Regions from separate parts of the Homo sapiens genome. Here region 2 is linked to region 1. Evidence: chromatin loops called from intact Hi-C (ENCODE). Cell type or tissue: CD14-positive monocyte. All regions are shown on one strand. Links, peaks and the distances in the headings refer to the core of each region. The heading gives the core; the rest is flanking DNA.

Region 1 (11,127 bases), core at 1-2,500:
GCTGTGATGCCCATGACACCTGCAAAATAAGTTCTGCCTGGGCATTTTGTAGATATTAACAGGTGAATTCCCGACTCTTTTGGTTTGAATGACAGTTCTCATTCCTTCTATGGCTGCAAGTATGCATCAGTGCTTCCCACTTACCTGATTTGTCTGTCGGTGGCCCCATATGGAAACCCTGCGTGTCTGTTGGCATAATAGTTTACAAATGGTTTTTTCAGTCCTATCCAAATTTATTGAACCAACAAAAATAATTACTTCTGCCCTGAGATAAGCAGATTAAGTTTGTTCATTCTCTGCTTTATTCTCTCCATGTGGCAACATTCTGTCAGCCTCTTTCATAGTGTGCAAACATTTTATCATTCTAAATGGTGACTCTCTGCCCTTGGACCCATTTATTATTCACAGATGGGGAGAACCTATCTGCATGGACCTCTGTGGACCACAGCGTACCTGCCCCTTTCTGCCCTCCTGCTCCAGCCCCACTTCTGAAAGTATCAGCTACTGATCCAGCCACTGGATATTTTATATCCTCCCTTTTCCTTAAGCACAATGTCAGACCAAATTGCTTGTTTCTTTTTCTTGGACTACTTTAATTTGGATCCTTTGGGTTTGGAGAAAGGGAATGTGAAAGCTGTCATTACAGACAACAGGTTTCAGTGATGAGGAGGACAACACTGCCTTTCAAACTTTTTACTGATCTCTTAGATTTTAAGAACTCTTGAATTGTGTGGTATCTAATAAAAGGGAAGGTAAGATGGATAATCACTTTCTCATTTGGGTTCTGAATTGGAGACTCAGTTTTTATGAGACACATCTTTTATGCCATGTATAGATCCTCCCCTGCTATTTTTGGTTTATTTTTATTGTTATAAATGCTTTCTTTCTTTGACTCCTCTTCTGCCTGCCTTTGGGGATAGGTTTTTTTGTTTGTTTATTTGCTTCCTCTGTTTTGTTTTAAGCATCATTTTCTTATGTGAGGTGGGGAAGGGAAAGGTATGAGGGAAAGAGAGTCTGAGAATTAAAATATTTTAGTATAAGCAATTGGCTGTGATGCTCAAATCCATTGCATCCTCTTATTGAATTTGCCAATTTGTAATTTTTGCATAATAAAGAACCAAAGGTGTAATGTTTTGTTGAGAGGTGGTTTAGGGATTTTGGCCCTAACCAATACATTGAATGTATGATGACTATTTGGGAGGACACATTTATGTACCCAGAGGCCCCCACTAATAAGTGGTACTATGGTTACTTCCTTGTGTACATTTCTCTTAAAAGTGATATTATATCTGTTTGTATGAGAAACCCAGTAACCAATAAAATGACCGCATATTCCTGACTAAACGTAGTAAGGAAAATGCACACTTTGTTTTTACTTTTCCGTTTCATTCTAAAGGTAGTTAAGATGAAATTTATATGAAAGCATTTTTATCACAAAATAAAAAAGGTTTGCCAAGCTCAGTGGTGTTGTATTTTTTATTTTCCAATACTGCATCCATGGCCTGGCAGTGTTACCTCATGATGTCATAATTTGCTGAGAGAGCAAATTTTCTTTTCTTTCTGAATCCCACAAAGCCTAGCACCAAACTTCTTTTTTTCTTCCTTTAATTAGATCATAAATAAATGATCCTGGGGAAAAAGCATCTGTCAAATAGGAAACATCACAAAACTGAGCACTCTTCTGTGCACTAGCCATAGCTGGTGACAAACAGATGGTTGCTCAGGGACAAGGTGCCTTCCAATGGAAATGCGAAGTAGTTGCTATAGCAAGAATTGGGAACTGGGATATAAGTCATAATATTAATTATGCTGTTATGTAAATGATTGGTTTGTAACATTCCTTAAGTGAAATTTGTGTAGAACTTAATATACAGGATTATAAAATAATATTTTGTGTATAAATTTGTTATAAGTTCACATTCATACATTTATTTATAAAGTCAGTGAGATATTTGAACATGAATACTTGATGTTGTTAATATGTATGGCATTAGCAGTCTCATATTGACCCTAGCATCTTATTTCCATTTTCCATTATTTTGCAGAAACTTATCAGTCACACATGCATAGTTATAAATGGTAACAGTTTTTTTTTTAATGACTTGAAATCTTAGGATATGCTTCTGCTAAGCAGATAAAGGAGCCTTGTTCAAGATCTGCACAGTTAAGGTTTTAACGTAATTTAGCATTAATTGGTTATGTTCAGAATGTTTTAATTTTATATAAAACATTTTAGTCTTCATATTGGGTTTTATAATGGTGGAAGAATAAAATGAATTTGAGAGCTAAGGAATGATCACCTGTGCAGGCCGGCCACTCAGAGCTCAAGTTGCCACTTGCAAACTATTTGGGAACTAAATTGCTCCATGAAAACCTGCTTCAGTGGATCCAGGTTGCAGGCCATTGGGTGGCTGACCACATCCTGCCCCTGCAATTTTAAGTCTTGAATGCTAGCCTTTGATTATGCAGGGAGGACTCGGGGCACTCCCAGACGTGAAAGCCAAAAAAGGAGAGTAGGGCCGAAGCCAAGTGCCACCCCATCACAAAGCTGGAGCAGTAGGCTTGGACACTAGACCATGAGCATGCCAGGAGAGGGGCTAGTGCCTCAGTCATGCAACTAAAAAGCTTCACGACCCAAGGAGAGGGGCTGCTTCCTTTATCAGAACAACCTCCTTAATGCCCACATGTTTTTCAGGATGTGGGCAGTGGGGGAACTGCGAGCCTGTTAATTGCCTCTGCCACTACGTCTTTCAGCCACAGGGTATATGAAGTTGTGTGTGTGTTGTGTGTGTGAAAGAATACAACTTTTCCTTCTTTTGCCTTAGCACTTAGCAAAACACATTTAAAATATTTGTACCAGTCAAGTCCCATCCACAAAGTGTGGGCACACTCAAATTAGGATACATCAAAGAGGGCTATTTACAAAGGATTAATTACAAAAGTGTGTGTGCAATGTCAGGGACCGACACACAGTTGTGCAGAAACCCGTGTTAGCATCAGCAGAGCTATTTCCACTTGTGGGCCCAAAAGGCCAGGAGAAGTCACTAGGACCTGGAAGCAGAGTCCTGTAGAGCAGGTCCCCAACCCCCCGGGCCACAGACTGGATACCTTAGCCTGTGGGGAACCGTTAGGAACCGGGCTGCACAGCAGGAGGTGAGCAGCAGGCAAGCAAGCATTACTGCCTGAGCTCCACCTCCTGTCAGATCAGCAGTGGCGTTAGATTCTCATAGGAGCATGAACCCTATTGTGAACTGCATATGTGAAGGATCTAGGTTGCGCACTCCTTATGATAATCTAATGTCTGATGATCTGAGATGGAAGAGTTTCATCCCCAAACCATTCCCTGGCCCCAGTCCATGGAAATATTGTCTTCCACGAAACTGGTTCCTGGTGCCAAAAAGGTTGGAGACTGCTGCTGTAGAGCAGGCTACCTCAAGAAGAGCTGTGACTTCCTTCAAAGCACACAGTGGGCCTTAAGCCCTCCCAGAAAGAAGCTAGGGAATGAATGAATACCCTGATCTCATTTGCTTCACTGGGCTCTCTGTTTGCCGACTCCAAGTGGAAGCCTGCAAATATGGGAGCTGTTGATTATAATCTATCAATGTAAGTCAGCTTTCTGGCTGGGAGCTTGGTGGAGAAGGAAAGAGAGTGAATCTGAAGGGGCAAACATATTACCTAAAATAACATTCTCCTTCCAACTATATTTCTGAGAAATTTCCACTGGTAACCTGTTATTGATGTGTCTAGGCAGAAAGCATAAAGTTAAAAAAAAGTACGTATTTAGAATCCTGACTTCTTTTTCTGATCTAGTAGTGTGTTTCTTCACCACTTTGGCTTTGAGCACTCAAAGTGCAGACAGTCATCAGCAGTGGGATGGATAAATTCTGGTACATTCATTGAAATGAATGCTACGCATAAATGAAAAAGAGCAACTTGCAACAACACGTAGTATATTCATCAAAATAATGTTGAGCAAAATAAGCCAGACACAAGTAATACATTCTGTATGATTCCATTACATAAGTTTAGGAAAAACCAACCAATAGTAAATAGATAATCTGAACAGTGGCTACTTTTTGGGAGAAAGGTCTAGACTGAAGTGAGAGAAAGAAGAATCTTTCTGGAGTCTGAAAGTATCTTGACCTGGGTGGTGACTACATGAGTGTATATATACGTAAAATTTCATGTAAAATTTAACTTAAGATTTATGCATTTGACTTATGTAAATTATACTTCAATAAAATGTTTCTACAATAACCTACAGAAACGTACAAGCATCTAATATTGGAATTCATAAAATGTTGATATTTTATACTTATTTCAGATGTTTGAAGATGTATAATGCTTATGGCTTAAAACTCCTATATTTCATCCTCTAATTCCATTTCCCTTCCTGTTTTTTCCTTCCTCCTTTCTTTCCCAGTTAGTTATTTTTATAAATTTGCTCTGTGGGGATTATTTTTGTTCTGGAAAACATTGTTATTTGCAATAGTTGGTCCATGAAAAAAGTCTATTTTCAAATGCAATTGTATAAAATGTGGGACTCCATTATTGTGAATTTAATTGACCAAGTGAGACAAGCCAGGGGAGTCAGGTTGCAAGGCAGGAGTTCTGGGCTCCAGCTGAATAATTCATACCCATCTGGGTCATGGCTGCCATCTGGCACTACCTGGTAGCACTTGTGTGCCTCAGCATAAATATATGTTTGATTGAATATGGGCTTTGTAACCTGGCCGATAATTTTGAGAGCTTCAAGAGCCTCATTGTAAAACATCACCTGTCTATTGCACGTGCCTATTTGAGAAAATTTAGGCTGGGCAAGCACTGAGATGTAGGGACCCAGCCCTTGTCCCGCTGTCATGCAATTGTCTCACATTTCTGTCTCTCTCCTTTTTCTCTCTTCCATGACCCCTTTCCCTTGCCTCCTAGAAAAGTTTGAAGAAAGTGGATTTGGAAGAGGATAGGCATCAACCACTAATCATGTTACATCAGAATGTGTGTTACTGTGCTTAGGTTTTACATATAAAACTAGGGTTTTACATATAATAGTTAGAAGGTTAATACGACTATATGCCTGGACAACTGAAGAAAACAGAGGAGAACTACCATAAACTATTAGGGATTCAGTAAATAAAATGATGTAAAACCAATTCACAGAAGAACCATTTGCAGGATGTAATTGAAAAGACCACATTTACAATAGTGCACACGTGCACGCACACACACAGACACACACCCCAATAACCTTAAAAAAATTCAAACCCAGTGGAGGGGCTTCAATATATATAGCTAACTAGAGGCATGTGGTACTTGTGTTTTTAAAAAAATTCAAACCCAGTGGACGGGCTTCAATATAGCTAACTAGAGGCATCTGGTACTTGTGTTTTCTACAAAGAAGAACAAAAATAACAAGAAGATAATCACACTTCAACTAGATCATCTAAAAGAGTACACAGGAATTCAACAGAAAAGTGGCCAGAAACACCTAAGGCAAGGAAAGAGAGAAGTGAGACAGCCTGCTCAGCCATGACCAGCTGGGAGCCCAGAGAGGCTCTCCAGTGTGGAGAAAGGGTAAGTGAGAGACCCCCAGCAGTCCACATTCCCACTGTAGATTCTTGCAATCCTAGCCATGAGATAACTCCTCGACCCTTGAGGACCTTAAAACTAACATAGGAAGCTGCCTGAAGACCATACAACTCTACTGCTCTAGAATGGGAGCTCACGCTGGGTCCCGCACACACCACCCCTGGCAAATCCTAAGCAGCTACAGCAAGGTTCCATTTTGAGAGTCCATCTCTCAGCAGAATGAATCCTGTCATGAGGCTCAAAAGCCTCTGCATCTCCACATCCTGGGTCCCCCGTTGATATCCTCCACCCACAGCTGCTGCTGCTGGTTGCTGCTGTTGGCTGCTACTGCCAGGCCCAAAGTGTAAGCCATTGGCTGTGACACTGCCCACCCCCAGCAGTTGGCCACCACACATTTATAAGCAACCTAAGGACAGGCTACCTCATGCACATCTTCCACTTAGGGCCAAAGCATGCACTCCCCAACCACCTGCCCATGGTTGCTGCCACTGAAAACAACCCTGCCCACTAGCAGCAGGGTCACAGGGCATCTGCTGCCACCCTCACCCAAGCATTCTGCCAGGGACCTGGTGTATTGGTGAGAGTTCTCCAAAGGGACAGAACTAATAGGATATATGCATATATGAAAGGGAGTTTATTAAGGAGAATTGATTCACACGATCACAAAGTGAAATCCCACAATAGGCTGTTTTCAAGCTGAGGAGCTAGGAAGCCAGTAGTGGCTCACTCCAAGTCCAAAGCTCAAAAGTAGGGAAGCCGACAGTGCAGCCTTCAGTCTGTGGTCAAAGGCCTGAGAGTCTGCAGCAAACCACTGGTATAAGTCCAAGAGTCCAAAGGCCGAAGAACCTGGAGCCTGATGTTCAAGGGCAGGAAGCATCTAGCGCAGGAGAGAGAGATGAAAGCCAGAAGACTCAGCAAGTCAGCTTCTTCCACTTTCTCCCACCTGCTTTTTCTAGCTGTGCTGGCAGCTGATGGGATGGTACCCACTTAGATTGAGGGTGGGTCTTCCTCTCCCAGTCCACTGACTCAAATGTTAATCTCCTCGGCAACACCCATACAGACACACCCAGAAACAATACTTTGCATCCTTCATTCCAGTCAAGTTGACAATGTTAACCATCACATCCAGGATCACTCTGCCCCTGTCTACCACAGCTAGCACCTGCACACACTGCCAGTGGTTGTTGAAGACAGGCCTGCCTGGCCCAGCTCTGCCTCTTCCCACAGTGCCCAGGCATACTGTTCAGGAGCCTGGAGATCACCCTGCCCCATCCACCACCTTCGGCATGTGAGCACTCCTTCCAGGAGCCTAAGGATGGGCCATCCAACCTGCTGCTACCACCACAGCTGGCACCCACCTGCATGCATGACCTACGGGCTTGGGGACTGGCCCAACTAGCAAATTTCTGCCCCTGCCAACCCCAGTGCAGACTGCTTGGAAACAAGAAGGTTGTCCCACTACTGCTACTGCCATCATCTATGCCTTGCTCACTGTGCAGGGGCCCAAAGACCCACCAACCTGTCCAGCCCACCACTGCCACTGCCAGCACCAAAGCAAGCCATTTGGAGGCCCAAGAACCAGCCTGTCTAGATCTGCTAACACTGGTGCCAGTGCACATTACCCTGGGGCTCAACAACAGGCATTGTCAGCCTGCCACTGCCACCACTGGGACACAAGGACTGGCCCATTTTGTGTCCCCATCCCTAGCAGAATGTCACCACAGCCTCCACTAACAACCACACCCTATGCCACTGCTACTGATGCTGGTTACAGCCAAAGAAATCATACAGAGACTACACTACCGCATGCACCTGGAATCAAAGCCAAAGTGCCCTACACAACCAATACCATAGATACATCCTCAGAAAAAAGTCCTCCCTTATGAAAGCAAATTCACAAAATTGGAATAAGTGATTGTTACACCAGATGTGCAGATATCAGTGTAAAGACACAAGAAACATGAAAAAGCAAGGAAAGATAGCATCCTCAAAGGAACACAATAATTCTCCAGCAAAAGATTCCCATTAAAAAGAAACTTACAAAATCCCAGAAAGGAATTCAAAATAATGATTTTTTAAAGCTTAGTGAGATACAACAGAACAAAGTAAACAATACAAAGAAATTAGAAAAACAATTCAGGGTATGAATGAGAAATTTACCAGAGATAGAGGTCATACATAAAAGAACCAAACAGATTCTGAAACTGAAAAACTCATTGAATGGAATTAAAACATATATTCAAAAACTTCAATAATAGACTAGATCAAGCAGAAGAATTTCAGAGCTTGAAGACAGATCTTTTGAAATAACCCAGCCAGACAAAAATAAAGAAAAAAGAATTTAAAAGAATGAGTGAAGCCCACATGACATATAGCATACTATTAAGCAACCAAATGTTTAAATTTTTGGTGTCTCAGAAGGTGAGAGAAAATATAAGATCGAAAACCTATTTAACAAAACAATAGCTGGGAATTTTCCAAGTCTAGCAAGAGATTTAGACATCCAGATAACAGGAAACTCATAGATCTCCAAATAGATACAATTTAAAAAGGTCTTCTCCATGGCCCATTATAGTCAAACTGCCAAAAGTCAAAGACAGAGAATTCTAAAAAGAGCAAGAGAAATGTGTTTAGTCACTTATAAGGGAATCCCCATCAGACTAACAGCACATTTCTCAGCAGAAACCTTATAGGCCAGAAGATAATTAGATTATATATTCAAAGTGTTGAAAGAAAAAATGCCAACCAAGAACACTATACCCAAAATGTTATTTATAAACGAAAGAGAAATAGTCTTTCCCAAATAAGCAAATGCTGAGGGAATTCATCACCACTAGACAAGTTCTACAAGAAATGATTAAGGAAGTCCTGTACCTGGAAACAAATGGATGATATCTACCATCATGAAAACACATGAGTGTATAAAGCCCACTGGTAGAGCAAACACACAAATAAAGAAAAGAAAGGACTCAAATGTTACCACTAAGGAAAATCACCAAGCCACAATAATAAACGATAAAAGAGAAAGAAACGAACAAAGGATATACAAAAAACTCAAAATCAATTGATAAAATAAAAACAGGAATAAGCCCTCAGATATCAATAATAATCTTAAATGTAAGCAGATTAAACTTTCCACGTAAAAGATATAGACTGGCTAAATGGGTTAAAAAAACGAAATAAAACATGCTCCAACTATATGTTGCCTTCAAACATAGTGAAAGTATTCTAGCTTGATGTGTAAACAAGTTGTAAACTAACCTAGGAGTATACCCTTGTAACAAACCAACTGAGTCTCAGCCAATTATAGTAGCTGAACCTTCAGCAAATCCCAGGCTTTAAATTGCCAGATTATGCCCAAATAAAACAAACCTCAAACTGTACCAATCATTTAATCCCTGTATGTCATTTCTTGTTTCCTGATTTTTAAGTATAGCTCACCATGATGGAGGTGGGGGTATTCTGAACAATTTTTGGTTCAGAATGCTTCCCAGTTCTAAAACCTGTTTCCTGCACAAACTTTGTTAAATTTAATTTGTCTTAGTTTTTTCTTTAATAATTGTAAAATACAGCATATAAAGAAGTGAGGATAAAACTTTCAGGACTATTTTAACAAATATGTACAGCAAACCCTAGCAGTCAAGAAATATATTGCTAACACCCCAGCAAAAGCTACACCAAGCATACCCTTCTTCCTCCCTCCCTTCTTTTCCTGAGTATAGCCCCTTCCTTTCACCCTAGAAATAATAGCTCCCTGACAGGTTTAGTAATAATTTCCTCAATTTATTTTACCAACTATCCATTTGGGCTGCTATGACAAGATACCTCACGCTGGGTAATATATAAATTGAAGACAGATCTTGCTCACAGTTCTGGAGGCTAGGAAATCCAAGATAAAGACAACAGCAAATTTAGTGTCTGGTGAGGACTATTTCTTTCTTTGCTTCAAAGACGACGCTTTCTTCCTGGGTCCTCACATGACAGTAGGGGCAAAGAAGCCCCCTCAGGCTCCTTTTTAAGGGCACTAATCCCATTCATAACTCATGGGACCCTGCTGATCACCTCCCAAAAGCCCACCTCTTAATACCACCACATTGGGGATTAAGTTTTCACATTTCAACTTAGGAGAGACATAAACATTCAGACTGTAGCATTCTGCCTCTGGTGTCCCAAAATTTATTTTGTTCTTACATGCACATTCCATCCCAATAACCTCAAAACTCTTAATTTCAGCATCAACACAGAAGTCTAAAGTCCAGAGTCTTGTCTAAACATCATTTAAATCAGGTATGAGTGAGACTCAAGTTATGATTCATCCTGAGGCAAATTGCCCTCTGGTTGTGAATCTGTGAAATTAAACTTATATGCTTCCAAAATACAGTGGAGGAGAAGGCATACAATAAATGTTTCTATTCCAAAAAGGAAAAATAGGAAGGAATAAAGAGTTAACTGGTCTCAAGTAAGTCCAAAACCCCTCAGGGTAAACAACAGTAAATCTTAAGTCTTGACAATCAACTTTGACTTGATGTCCTGCCTTCTGGACATACTGGTGCAGAGGTTGGAACCTCAAGGCTCCAGGTGACCTCACCCCCATGGCTTTGCTGAGCACAGCCCACACAGCAGCTTTCAGGGGTTGGAATTAGGTGCCTGTGGCTCTCCCAGGCGGCGTTTTACACTGGAGGCTCCACAGTTCTGGGGTTTTGGGGCAGCCCTGCTCCCATGGCTCCATAAGACATTGCCCTATTGGGGACTCTCTGTGGTGACCCAACTCCCACAGTTCCACTGAGCAATGCCCTAGTGGCAGCTGTCTGTGGTGGTCCTTCCCCTGTGGCAGTTCTCAGCCTAGATTTCAAGAATCTCTGCGGTATCCTTTGAAATCAATGTGGAGGTGGCCATCCTCCCACAGTTCTTGCATTCTGAGTGCCTGGAGATTTAGCACCATGTGAATGCTGCAAAGGTTTACTACCCACATCCTCTGGAGGGCCAGCCACTGCTGCTGGCACCACAACTGGGCCCACTGGAGCCACACCGGGGGTGGCCAAAAAGTGCTGCATTTGAATCAAAGAGCAGAGATTTGAAGTGGCACTGGGCAGTGAGTTAAAGGCCCCACATATGTTCTGGGCCCCTCCTTTTAAACCATTATGCCTTCATGGCTCTGCCATTGTGGACCTGTGATGGAAATGGCAGTCCCAAAGATCTCCAAATATGTTCAGGGTCATTCTTTCATTGTCTTGATGAATGACACAGGGCTGAGTGATCCTGATCTCCTTATCAAAGAGTGATTTGGCCACACCCATGGTATTTTCTTCTGAACATGACCCGGCTGAGAATTTTCCATATATTACATTCTTTTCCCTTTTTGATTATCTGTCTTTAGCTCATTTCTGTCTTCTCACATTTTATCATAAGCAATCACGAGAAGTCATGCCACACCCTCAACACTTTGCTTAGAGATTTCTCCCCCGCAAATATCCTATTTAATCACTCAGAAGTTCTACCTTGCACAAAACACAATTCAGCTATGTTTTGTGCCACTTTATC
Region 2 (12,025 bases), core at 2,980-5,479, 50 kb before region 1:
GACCATGTCTTTAATTTTGAGAGGATACAGCCAAATCCAGCTTGAAATGATGGCTAACATTGGCTGCTCTGCCTGATTAAGGCTGCCGGCCACTCCAGCCTTGAAAGGCACTGCTGACCTTGAACTGCACCCTGAAGGCAACAACAGCTCCAGCTCAGCTTGTCTTTAGGAACATAGAGTGGGGACATTTTGGGCCTTCCACAGTCCAGAAAGTATGGATTTATCACAGAAAATGTGGAGCAGTCCTTGTTTATATGCTAGGTCTTGCCAATGTCTTTTAATGTAATCCCTTCCCGCTTTTCACAGTGACATGGGTATTTCACAGTATGCCCTGTCCTGCTTGACACTTGGAGTGACTATTTCTCATCATGGCAGAGTTCCTTTTTTCTCTGCAGAAATGTGTGTACTCGCAAAGGATGTAGTTATCATTGCAAATTTGTGCTTCCTTGTCTGGAATACACCTTTCTCTCTCTTTAAGCCACTTGTGTGGTCTGTTTTGTTTAGGTTTCAAAGGTGTGCATTGTGAATTAGAAATAAATGAATGTCAGAGCAACCCTTGTGTGAACAATGGGCAGTGTGTGGATAAAGTCAATCGTTTCCAGTGCCTGTGTCCTCCTGGTAAGTGCCCACGACCTGGCCCTGTTTTCTCTTAAAGCACAAAGCCAACTGACCACAGGGAAGAGAGCAGGGAGAGAATGTGTGTGGGCTGTGCATGAGGAAATCATTAGAGTAAGTGCTTGGTGATAGGAGTGTGTGTGTACAGAAATAGAGAATTTGTTTTAGCTACTATATCTTACAAGTCCTTTGTGGCCAAAAGTCCAAGTCTATTCTTGAATGGCCCATGACCTCTTCGTCTGTGTATATATTTCAGAATGCTCATACCTCACAGAAGCCTTAGTTGTAGGCTATTCGGGATTTTATTTTTTTCCCATGGGTCATATTCTTGAAGGCCCTCTGTGAGACTGTTATTTTTAGACATTTCACCCATGAGTTCAGAAACAGACAACACATGCCAATTTTTCCAAGATTCTCTGTCTCTCCTTTTTTTTCCTCAAGCTATTTTTGAAGATATGCCAAATTGTCCTCCATAGATTGCATCTTACCCCATTGTATCTTCAGAGAGAAGGTTTCTGTTGCCTCTGAAGCTACAGTTACTTGTTTGAGGTTCCACCTATAAATTTCACTTCCTACATCCTTCATTTAGAAGTGAAGTCTGTCTGTGAAGAAGCAATGGTAGAGACACACCACAAGTGCCTCTGATTCCCTGAGTGTCACCTGGTTATTCCAGTTACCTGTTGGGGAGAATAATAAAGCATAGGCTTATTGACCCATTGGTATAAGCCCTGCTAGTAACCTAACATCATTCTCATGGTAAAGGGAGACACAAGATAATCCTTTGACTCATGTTACCACTGTCCCTTTTTGAGGTTTCACTGGGCCAGTTTGCCAGATTGATATTGATGACTGTTCCAGTACTCCGTGTCTGAATGGGGCAAAGTGTATCGATCACCCGAATGGCTATGAATGCCAGTGTGCCACAGGTAAGATTCTTCTCACTTTTCATCTCCTTGGTAGGTCCATCTGAACAAAATAGGGTGATTGTCCCTGTCCTCTGCTAGCTGCTGTGCCAGGCCAGTCCACTCCCAGAGGCTCCTCTGTGTTTAGGAAGAGCTGTTTCTAACAAATTTTTTGCTGCTCTCTTTTTCTGCAGCACCTGCCTCCTCCACCACAACAGTGGTCTGGCCCAGATATTTCCATTTGGTATCCATGTCTTTCTGGGACAGATTTTGGCAGCAGTAAGTTTCCAGCTGGCTAGATTGACTCATTTAGGAAAGAGAAGAAATCCAGTTGAAAGCTATTTTTCACTGGGGCTTCTCAGCAGGAGGCCTGGCTCTGTGTTTCTTGAAGCAAGTGACTGAAAGAAGGCCCAGAAATTTAAAGGCTGAATGTGTACAAGTGCAGGGGTATTCTGCATAAAAGACACCAAAATAGGATTGAGAGTCAAGTGTGTAAATGACAGGAGAGAGAGCTCTCACTGGGAAAGTTTGGGTCCTCTTTGCTGACTTCTGCAACTAGAGTCAAAAACGATCTGTGCACAAATATTCTGCATTTCTGGGTTTGTAATCACATTTTGTACTTGGGATTGGATTTCAGTAAGCCAGATGTTCCCTATTACACATTTCCTTTTACACAGGCAAATATTATACAGAAAGGCTAGAAATTATTAGAAGTGAACTTCTTTATTATCTGACTGCTTGAGAAAGAAGTTATTTATGTAATTCAAGACATTAATTTTAGAGAATGGAGTCTTAAAGATTAAAGGCATCATGCATATAATTTATTTCTGATCACAGAAAAGCAAATTTAATTGTGAAAATTAATACAAAAAGTTAATATTTTAATTATTAGACCTACTTAGTTTAGGACAACTCAGATGAGCCACTTTCTTTCTTTTTGCAAATAGTTAATGCTTGTCAGAGAATCCAGATTTTGTCTTCCCCTGGCCAGATTCTTCTTGTAGAGGATAAGTTTCAAAGAGATTAAAAACCTTTAGCTCAGGTTTAAAAGTGGGGGGAGGACTCCTGGAGTCTTTTAGGGAAAGATATAATGTTTGTCTATTTACACCTCGAAGAAAGGAAATCTTACTTGTCTCTTTTTCTTTTAAATTCTCATAACAGGTTCATTCATTTTATTCAACCAGTATTTATTTAAAACTACTATATATGCATACTACTCTCAGAGGAGTTGAGAGAAGTAAAATAAAGCTCTCTTACCTCCAAAGTCAGAATTGGGGACATAAGATACATGAAATCATTAACCTGTATATTGGACTTGGGAAGAAAGAAATACAAAGATAAATATATAAAGGAAAAATATTTTGAGCTGTTATACCTGAAGCCTAGTAAGAAATGAAGGTGCAGTTAAAGCATCTCTGCAATGAAATTATTGATCAGTTGCGAAGGTATTTCAATTCTAAAATTTGATTTGGAAATCTTTATTTTAAGCACCTCTCTCCAGGCATACTTTCTAAATCAATGCAGATCGTCGTTTTCTACTGCTCAAGACCTGCAGTATTAATTGACCACACATCGAATGTGTAGAGTAAATGGATGTAGCTACACTTGTGTTCTGGTGTGGAATATCTGCCTTGGTCTTTGAGAATCCTTGATAAAATTCTTTCCAAAGGTTTCACTGGTGTGTTGTGTGAGGAGAACATTGACAACTGTGACCCCGATCCTTGCCACCATGGTCAGTGTCAGGATGGTATTGATTCCTACACCTGCATCTGCAATCCCGGGTACATGGGCGCCATCTGCAGTGACCAGATTGATGAATGTTACAGCAGCCCTTGCCTGAACGATGGTCGCTGCATTGACCTGGTCAATGGCTACCAGTGCAACTGCCAGCCAGGCACGTCAGGTAAGCCCACTCTGTTTATGTTTGGTATGGGGTTTTCACTGTTTCTCAAATCTGTTTACACAGATGTTTCAGACTGTTGGCATATGCTCAGATACCTAAAAAACAGTCCTGATTCTGAGAAGCACAGCCAAAGCCACAAACATAAATGTCTCAAGGCAAATGGCCCTAGCCAGTGGAGAAGTCAGAGACAATAGCTCTGCCAATCTGATGATTTTGTGTGTGTGTTTGTGTGTGTTTTGTTAAATAGAGGCATACCACTTCAAAAATTAAAATTAATGATTTAAAATTGAAAACCCTCTTTTTTGTGGCTATATTATCTTTTTTTCTTTAAGTTCCACCCCACCCAGATTAATAAATTCAGTCCTTCCTTCCTTCCTTCCTTCCTTCCTTCCTACCTACCTTCCTTCTTCCCTTCTTCCCTTCCTTTAATGTATTTTCTCTTTCACAGTTCAGTCTCTTTATTGTGACATGTTTCTTCAGTCACTTGTCTCTGGTGGGGCCTTAGCCATCTTGGGGGATTCTAAGGAAGAGGAGATACCTTACAACACACCACAGTAACTAAAGTAGAACGCAGAGCTGTCATTTCCTATCCTCGGAGTTCATCATTGTTCTCTGACCTTGGTTGAATGACTCCTTGTTGGTCGTGAGGACATGCTGCTCCTTTCTGGGGGGATGTGGAATTATTTTCTCAGGCAGCAGCATCTCACAGGTTTGGATGGTTCTGTTTTACTTATTAGATGAATGATTATGGTCACAACTATGGTTAGTGGACAGAGATGTACTATGTTCCAGATCAAAGGAAAATGTATTAGTGGAAGATTAACCAATGTGTGCCTTTGTTAGAAGGAAACCTGCCAATATAAAGGAGTGATTTATTGAGAACTCATTCTGGATGTAAGGAAAATGACCTATGTAGAGAGCAGAGGTGGAGAGGGTAGTTAGCTACCCTCATTTTCTTTTACTGTTTCCAAATCCATTTCTTCAAATTTGTCAAAGGCTCTGGTCTTTACCCAAGGCTTCATACATGCCAAGTTTGAAAACAAAGTCCTTTTTGAATTGCTCAAGCATACGAAAAACATCCCATGCCGTCACAGCTGAAAATGCCTTTCCCTCCCCACATTTAGATAACTCACTAAAAGGGCTGAATAGATCTTTGTGAAAACTTCCAAAAGCAATTTGCTTCCGGGCTGTTCCTCAGACATGAGAAATTATAGTAGGAAAAGAAATTTGAGAGATTTACAAGCAATTGACTGGATGTCTTTAGAATCGAGGGGCTTTAGACTTTGCTATCATTCCCATCATAATAAACATACTGGAAACCTGGGTGAGTGGTGGGTTGGCAAGCACTTTGTTTTCTCTGGCATTATATCATTATACCAGGATATATCAGGTGTTTTCTGGGGAGGACAGAGAGGGTATGGTATAAGTAGCTGTCACTGAGAAGGTGAGAAGTCAATATGAGTGATCTGTAGGCAGCATGGAAAGGAAGGCCCGGAATCTGTCAGAACCTGCCAAAGATGTTCCTGCAGTTATTTGGAGAATTAAAGCAAGCAACGGTCAGACAACATTAAAAAAATGTTGATCTGTAATGGGTGGAGAAAGACCTGGCATGTATCAGGGACCTGGGTGGAAAATCCATTAAAAGAGGCATTATGAATAGAGTCTGAAGTTCTAGAGTAAGAATTCCTGTTCCACTTATATGGCCTAAGTTGGTAGTTTGGTGTTTGGATAGGGGAGTGGATGGAAGAAATATTTTACAGTTTGTCAGCTAAAATTGTGGTAGTCACTCACTGGGTACTTAAAGTGAGATATACTACCCAGAGTTACCTTCAGTGCGTTCTCTCATCTGTGCTTTTATGATAGTAAAGTTTTAAGTAAGTTTCTTTGTGTTTCAAGTAACAGACCAACTTGAGCTAGTTTAAGTCATCATTTACAAAAAATAAACAACAACAAAACAAAGAAACAGAAAGAGCTTAGCGAAAGCACCCAGAGCCTCTTATAGATTCCAAGCAATTGAATAATAAGGCTTTGGAGAAAAGAATAGGAAACTGGGCATTTGTAGACCAGAGGTCACACAGTCTGTGTTTCAGTGTTGTAATGAGAGAATCTCATTGGCCTGGCTTGATCCAGGCATCTTTTCCTACTCAAATAAACCATGGACAGGGGGCTGGAGTCACATTGGATCATCAGGGCTTCATTGGGAGGGGGTGCTGCCTTCTTAGTTTGAGGGTAAAGCAGGGTTGTCAGTCAAGGGTTAGAAACATCTCCTAAAGGTATCCACTCCTCTGCAGGGAATATGGAAATCTTTCCCTCATTTATGGCTAATTAGGCAGTATAGCCTCATTAATCATGGGATGACAGTACAGTGTGGTGGAAAGAGGATGCTGTGGAGCCACACAAACAGGGTTCAGAGCCCAGCTTTCCTGCCCTAATGGTGGCACTGTGCAGGTCAGCCCTGTTGTCTGTAAAATGGGTGTAACACAGACTAATGTGCAGGGTGGGTGACAGGGTTAGAGAAAACTTACATGACAGGCAAAGCAGCGTACTTTGCTCATAGAACTCAATAAACTGTTCCTCTGTAATTATTATTAATAAACATTATTGCAGAGTATGGGCACAGTGGCTCATACCTGTAATCTCAACATTTTGGGAGGCCGAGGTGGGACGATTGCTTGCGCCTGGGAGTTTGAGACCAGCCTGGGCAACATAGCAAAACCTCGTCCCTACAAAAAATAAATAAAAATTAGCCAGGTAAGGTGGTACACACCTGTAATCGGGAGGCTGAGGTGGGGGGATAGCTTGAGTCAGGGATATTGAGGTTGCAGGGAGCTGTGCTCGTGTCATTGCTCTCCAGTCTGGGTGACAGATCAGGACCCTATCTCTGAAAAAAAAGAAAGAAAAACAAAGTATGAGTGAATCACAAGTATGGCATTTTATCCTGGATGTTTTGTTTTCTTATATTCTCATTACCAGTTTTTATTTTTAGTCTTTTTAAACTACCAAAATATTATTCTGTGATACTCAGAAAGCATCACTAAATTCATACAAAAATAAAAAGTAAATATTGTTACCATTATTTGTAAAGAGATATTTGTGAAATATATTACAAATATATTTCACAAATATCTCTTTACAAATAATGGTAACAATAATGATTGTATACTGTTAATATAACCAAACTCTTCCATTCATCTGGGCAGTAGAGCAAAAATAAGGCAGCTTACCTCAGGAGGAAGTTACTAGACTCAAGATTTATCCTGAAATTTAGCCTACAATACTGACAGGCAGTGTCAAGCTCACAGTGATAGATACAAATTCCAAAATCCTAATTTTGATTTGAAAGCTTAAGTTTTATCTTTGGCAAAAATACTGTCAATTTGCTTTTCCTCAAAATGACAGGTTTGCTGCTTTCACTTAATATTTGCTAAATACTCAATTCTGATTAACCCTGGTTTGCCTGTCAGTTGCTCTTTCAATTAAAATGGGGTTTCATGAAGAAAGCAGCTATTTCAACTCACAGCTCAAACAATAGCATTATAGCTCTTCCTGGAGACAACTCTCATACTTGGCATGCCACAGAAATGCTTTATGTATACTTCCATTTCATCACATGGAGTAGTAGACATTACTCAAGGTTCGAGATTTATTAAAATTATAAAGTTACTAATTTTAACTTCCAACAAAGCCACTCTTGAGTGAAACTGGCGTTTTTGCTTGTTTAACTGTGGCATGTGGAGGTGAGCAGTAGAATAATTATAGTACAGTCTGGTTCTACTGCCTTGATTCATGCTGATGTGATCGGTTTCACCCCATTGCCTCTGCACCATCAGTTTGAATGTTAGCACAGTGAAAAGGAAAGATCATGGCTAAGTATGATTAATAAAATCCTTTGGACCTCCTGTATCTTCCTGAACGAGTCTGTGGACTGCATTTTGAGAACTTCTGCTTTATTCTGTCCAGGGTTGGCTGGAATTCACCTTAGATTTCTTACCACGTTGCTGCATCACAAGCAGAAAGCCTTAGTATTTCTGTGGTAACATTGAATGGTTTCCGTTGGGTTTTCTCTTCCAGGGGTTAATTGTGAAATTAATTTTGATGACTGTGCAAGTAACCCTTGTATCCATGGAATCTGTATGGATGGCATTAATCGCTACAGTTGTGTCTGCTCACCAGGATTCACAGGTAAAGCTCCTTTTACTGCAAGGCCCCTCCTTCAGCCCTATCACTTTGGGAATATAGCATCCAAAGGAATATTGCTTTTCAAGTGTTTCCTATTTCTTTGTCACTCTGGAGGGTTAGTAGTCTGTTTCTCTGCTTCTCTAGATCAGTTTTCTGTTCACAGACCTTTTCTAAACTGAAACATACTTTTCATTAATTAGAGTTTTTCGATTATGTGTTTATTTGCTGCCAGAAAATAATTCCTAGACAGACCATAAATTGCCTTTGCTTTGCTTGAGTTACATTGCTTCCAAAGCTATGTTTATTGATTACAGGTAGTAGTCAAGGCCTTCCGTAAAGACATATTCAAGGTAAAATCTTATGAAAATACTGAATGCTTGCTTCTGGGTACCTCCTCTTTGACATACTCAAGGTAGAATTCTGTGAAAATACTGAATGCTTATTTCTGGGTACTTCGTCTTCTGAAATATTGTTGGATGAGGTCAGAGCTTGGGGAGACCACCCTAATTTGGGTAGCATGAGAGAGATCTTTCTGCCCAGGAGGAAGAAAGTAAATGGCTAGAAGAATTTTGAATATAACTTCTCTTAAAGTATGAACAGCCTAGGCATTTACACATACACACATGTGCGTGTACATGCACACGCACACACAGACACACACACACACACACACACACACATCTTCTCTCTCTTTACTTGTCAATATTACCTTTATCTTTTACCCTCCTGATCAAAAAGTGCTAGAGGCTACTACTGCAGAAACCTGAGGCCCCTCACTGACACACCTGAGTTTCTTCTTGGCATCATCAGAAGGCACACACTGTACATTCTGTTCTTCCTGGACAGTGACACACAGAAGCAGCCACTAACATGTTACCCTTTAATAATTTCCATGTGGTTGTTTGTACTCGAATGTGAGAAACACCCTTCAGAGTTTTTGATAGAGTCTGCAGAAAGCAGCCAGAGCAAAGTGAAGTGAATGTCCACCATTCATTTGCCAAGAATGTACTTTGTTCTCTATTTCACAAGAATTTCTCCTATTTGGTATGATTGTGGACATTAGAAAGGAAAGTTTGCACCCAAATGGGTCACAGTGATCCCTGTTCAGTGAAAGATCACTGAGAAGCAAAATCTGATGAAAACTGTCATACCCAATGCCCAGTGCTGCTGTAGTAGCCTGATGTTCTGCATCCTGAAACTTGTTACTCCAAGATCAAGTGGCAGTCGAGTGAATACACAAAAATCCCTGCTAGATAGGATAATAGGTACATTGTTGATAAGTGGGTAATACAAAGAGAATAGGTAACATTTATGAAGAACTAATTTTGAGCTAGGCACTAAATTGTCAATTGTCACCGACGTTGAGAATACCTACAGAATAAGAAACCCAGAACACAGAGATGTTAAGTAATGTTACCAGTGCACAGCAGCCAGAATTACATCCCAGGCAATCTGACCCCTGAGCCCATGCTCATTCCCACTACACTGGACATCCTGATTAGGGGCCTGTTGTGTGTGTGTGTGTGTGTGTGTGTGTGTGTGTGTGTGTGTGTGTGTGTGTGTGTTTATATAAGGCTTCTACTGGACTCATTTTTTTCAGAATGCCAATGAATCATATTCTTTCTCTTTTTAATATTCAGCAAACCAGGAAGGCCAAGAAGGGAGAACATAGGCTAAAAATATTCTAAAATAAACCTAAGGTGTAGCATGAAACCTTATAAGCAAGAAATGGAATGTTTTGGTTACTAGGTGGTCCCCTGTTCATGGAACTGTTGCCTATGTCTGAGATGATTTTTTTAATCAGCTGCTAAAAACATTAGAGATGACTGTGGTATATACTCATGAGTGGTAAATGTGAGGAGTTTTATTCTTGCTCTTGTTTTATTTTAATATATTTTTCCCATATCATTCTAATAATAGCTTTGACAGCTTTAAAGGGGATTTTTTTGTTTTAATACTAAGTTATCTGTTCTCTTAGAACCTTTTTAAATGGGGGAATGTAAGGAATTATGTGATACTTCTATAAACTGCTTTTCAGTTTTACAAAGCACCTTCATGCCCATTATCTTCCTGAATTCTCATAACAATCCAGAAAGGAAGTTCTACTATACCCGTTTAACAAATAAGGCAACTGAGAGACAGACCTTGATGTATATACTCATGGCCTCTGCCAGTGAGTTGCATAGTGAGGACTGTGAGTTCCCAGAAGGCAGAGACCTCGTTTAATCATCTTTATAGCAAGTGTCTAAAGCAATGTCTGGCACGTAGGAAACGCTTAGTGAATGTTGCTGAATGAACGAATGAATGGGACTCAAATATAGCGCTTTTGCTAGCTAATGCCAGACTCTGAAGTGTGGACTATACCATGTTTTCATTTATTAAACACCAATTTATTGAGTGCCTAAGTCAGAAGAAACACTGGGTAACTTCTCATTTTAGTTACCTAGCCCAAAAAATTTCTTGGCCTTCCACTGGACTTTCCTCATGCTCAGTGGAAACTCCTTGAGGGTAGGACCTTCCTGATGGAACAGCTGTCAATCAACATAGTGGACTGCATTTAATGCTTTCAGATAAAGATGGCTTGAAAATTTATTCTGCAAAGAATAAATTTAAAAGCAAATAAAGAAAACTTGGGAGGAGTGGCTTCTGAGGAGACGCTTCCAAGAAAAGACCAAAAATGAAGAAACCTTTTTCCTGTTATCCTTCACTATATTACGGGCCGAGGCTAACTGTGTGGTTGAAGAGCTCTGGTTCATATTTTGGTGCCACTGACAAACAGCTCAAAGAATCAGTGGTTGAGGCCAAGGAAATAGTATTTAAAAATAAGCTATTAATAAAACACTTAAGAGGAAAACAGCAGCCACTTCCAGATTATGGGTTTTTACCACAAGAACCACCAATGATGGTTTAGAGAGCAATGGAGGGTGAAAAAATGTGAATACTCATACTTCATAGGAGTGGGTATCTGTTTCATTTGGAATGTCCTATTCTAAATACAGGATTGCTCTTTCTTAAATGAGAAAAATGCATGTTTTCAAAATCAGAATCAGAACATTGTGTTCTTTGAAATATATAAATTCATAGCAGTTGCTTGATGCCACTCATTTATAGAATTATAGGTAATTTTAACATTTCATATCATTTTGGAATATATAGTTAAATCTCAGTTACTCAAAATGTAACAAATGGAAACACTTGTATAACTGACCCGTATTACTTTATTCAGCCTAAGAAATATCAAGGTTATAGCAGACATCTTTTTAAAGAGCAATCTTGGCTATGTCTTGGAGGAGCAACATATTCACTTCAATTTCACTTACTCCCAGTATCCACATTGTATGATGATGATAAGTAATAATTGTCTAGAACAGAATTTCTCAAAATCTAGTTTTTACACCACCTACATTTAAAAAAATATGGTTTGCTAGATTCTATTCATCACAATCTATGGTGATAGGGCCTAGGAATCTCCACTTAAAATAACAACTTAAAGTGATGATTTTGCACATTAAAGTTTAAGAACCATAGGTCTGCAGTGACAGACTGCATTATTTTCTCTAATATCAGAAGACAACAAAATTATACTTTGAGACTCTACTTCCTGAGGTCAAAAAAAATGGATTAATAGACTCTAAGAATGAAAACAAAATAACCTTTCTTTACAATCAATTTAATTATTGAATTAAGTTACTAGCCCATTCATTAAGCATTCCAGTTAATTTGGATTTACCATAAATAGAAATGTAAGAGGCTGAGAAAATGAATTTGTGCTAAACCGGCACAAAGCATGTTAATGAATGCTTCTTTGAGTTGTACTCAGGGCAGCATTAAGAAGAGAAGCCTTCTTTGGTAACATTTGACATTCTCTTCTTAGAACCTTGTGAAGTTTCCCCATTTCTGAGTTGAAAGAAAATGCCAAATTGCTATAACACTTTTCCAGCCTTTTGTTAACTTTCCTTGATTATCAAAAGTCAATGCTCTTTGCTCCTTTGCATGGCATTAAGTGTTATTGGGTGTCTAATTCCTTACATCTTGACATTTGGTGCCTCAAGGCACCTTATGGCCTGAGCAGATGAAGGATGTCAACATAACGTGTCTTATAGTTCTGGGTCTATTTCCTAAGCATTTAGGATGTGACTAACACTGTCCCCCTTCTCCACAGGGCAGAGATGTAACATTGACATTGATGAGTGTGCCTCCAATCCCTGTCGCAAGGGTGCAACATGTATCAACGGTGTGAATGGTTTCCGCTGTATATGCCCCGAGGGACCCCATCACCCCAGCTGCTACTCACAGGTGAACGAATGCCTGAGCAATCCCTGCATCCATGGAAACTGTACTGGAGGTCTCAGTGGGTGAGTAGCTGCCCCATGTGATAGTTTCTTATTGACCTGTGTTAAGCCAGTTGGCTTGTAGTACTGGTGAC

The links. Peaks named below come from ENCODE experiments on the same cell type or tissue, not always from the same donor. Only the 100,000 strongest peaks of a DNase experiment are listed, where the experiment ranks them.
Region 2: it touches region 1 in a loop (11-fold over the local background); 5 of 110 quality-filtered maps call a loop at or near these places.

Annotation. Positions count from the first base shown.
Region 1 is chr1:119,902,389-119,913,515 of GRCh38, reverse strand. NOTCH2 (notch receptor 2) reads left to right here. Exons shown (of 34, transcript NM_024408.4): 34 at 1-1,963. Among named protein-coding and RNA genes, the nearest start is that of ADAM30, 11 kb to the right of the region's middle. In CD14-positive monocyte, for the core only: no CTCF peak of the experiment used is centred there; no DNase peak of the experiment used is centred there.
Region 2 is chr1:119,954,969-119,966,993 of GRCh38, reverse strand. It overlaps NOTCH2 (notch receptor 2), which reads left to right. Exons shown (of 34, transcript NM_024408.4): 9 at 505-618; 10 at 1,428-1,541; 11 at 3,187-3,420; 12 at 7,492-7,602; 13 at 11,762-11,954. Among named protein-coding and RNA genes, the nearest start is that of ADAM30, 64 kb to the right of the region's middle. In CD14-positive monocyte, for the core only: no CTCF peak of the experiment used is centred there; no DNase peak of the experiment used is centred there; H3K27ac peaks cover 1,513 bases.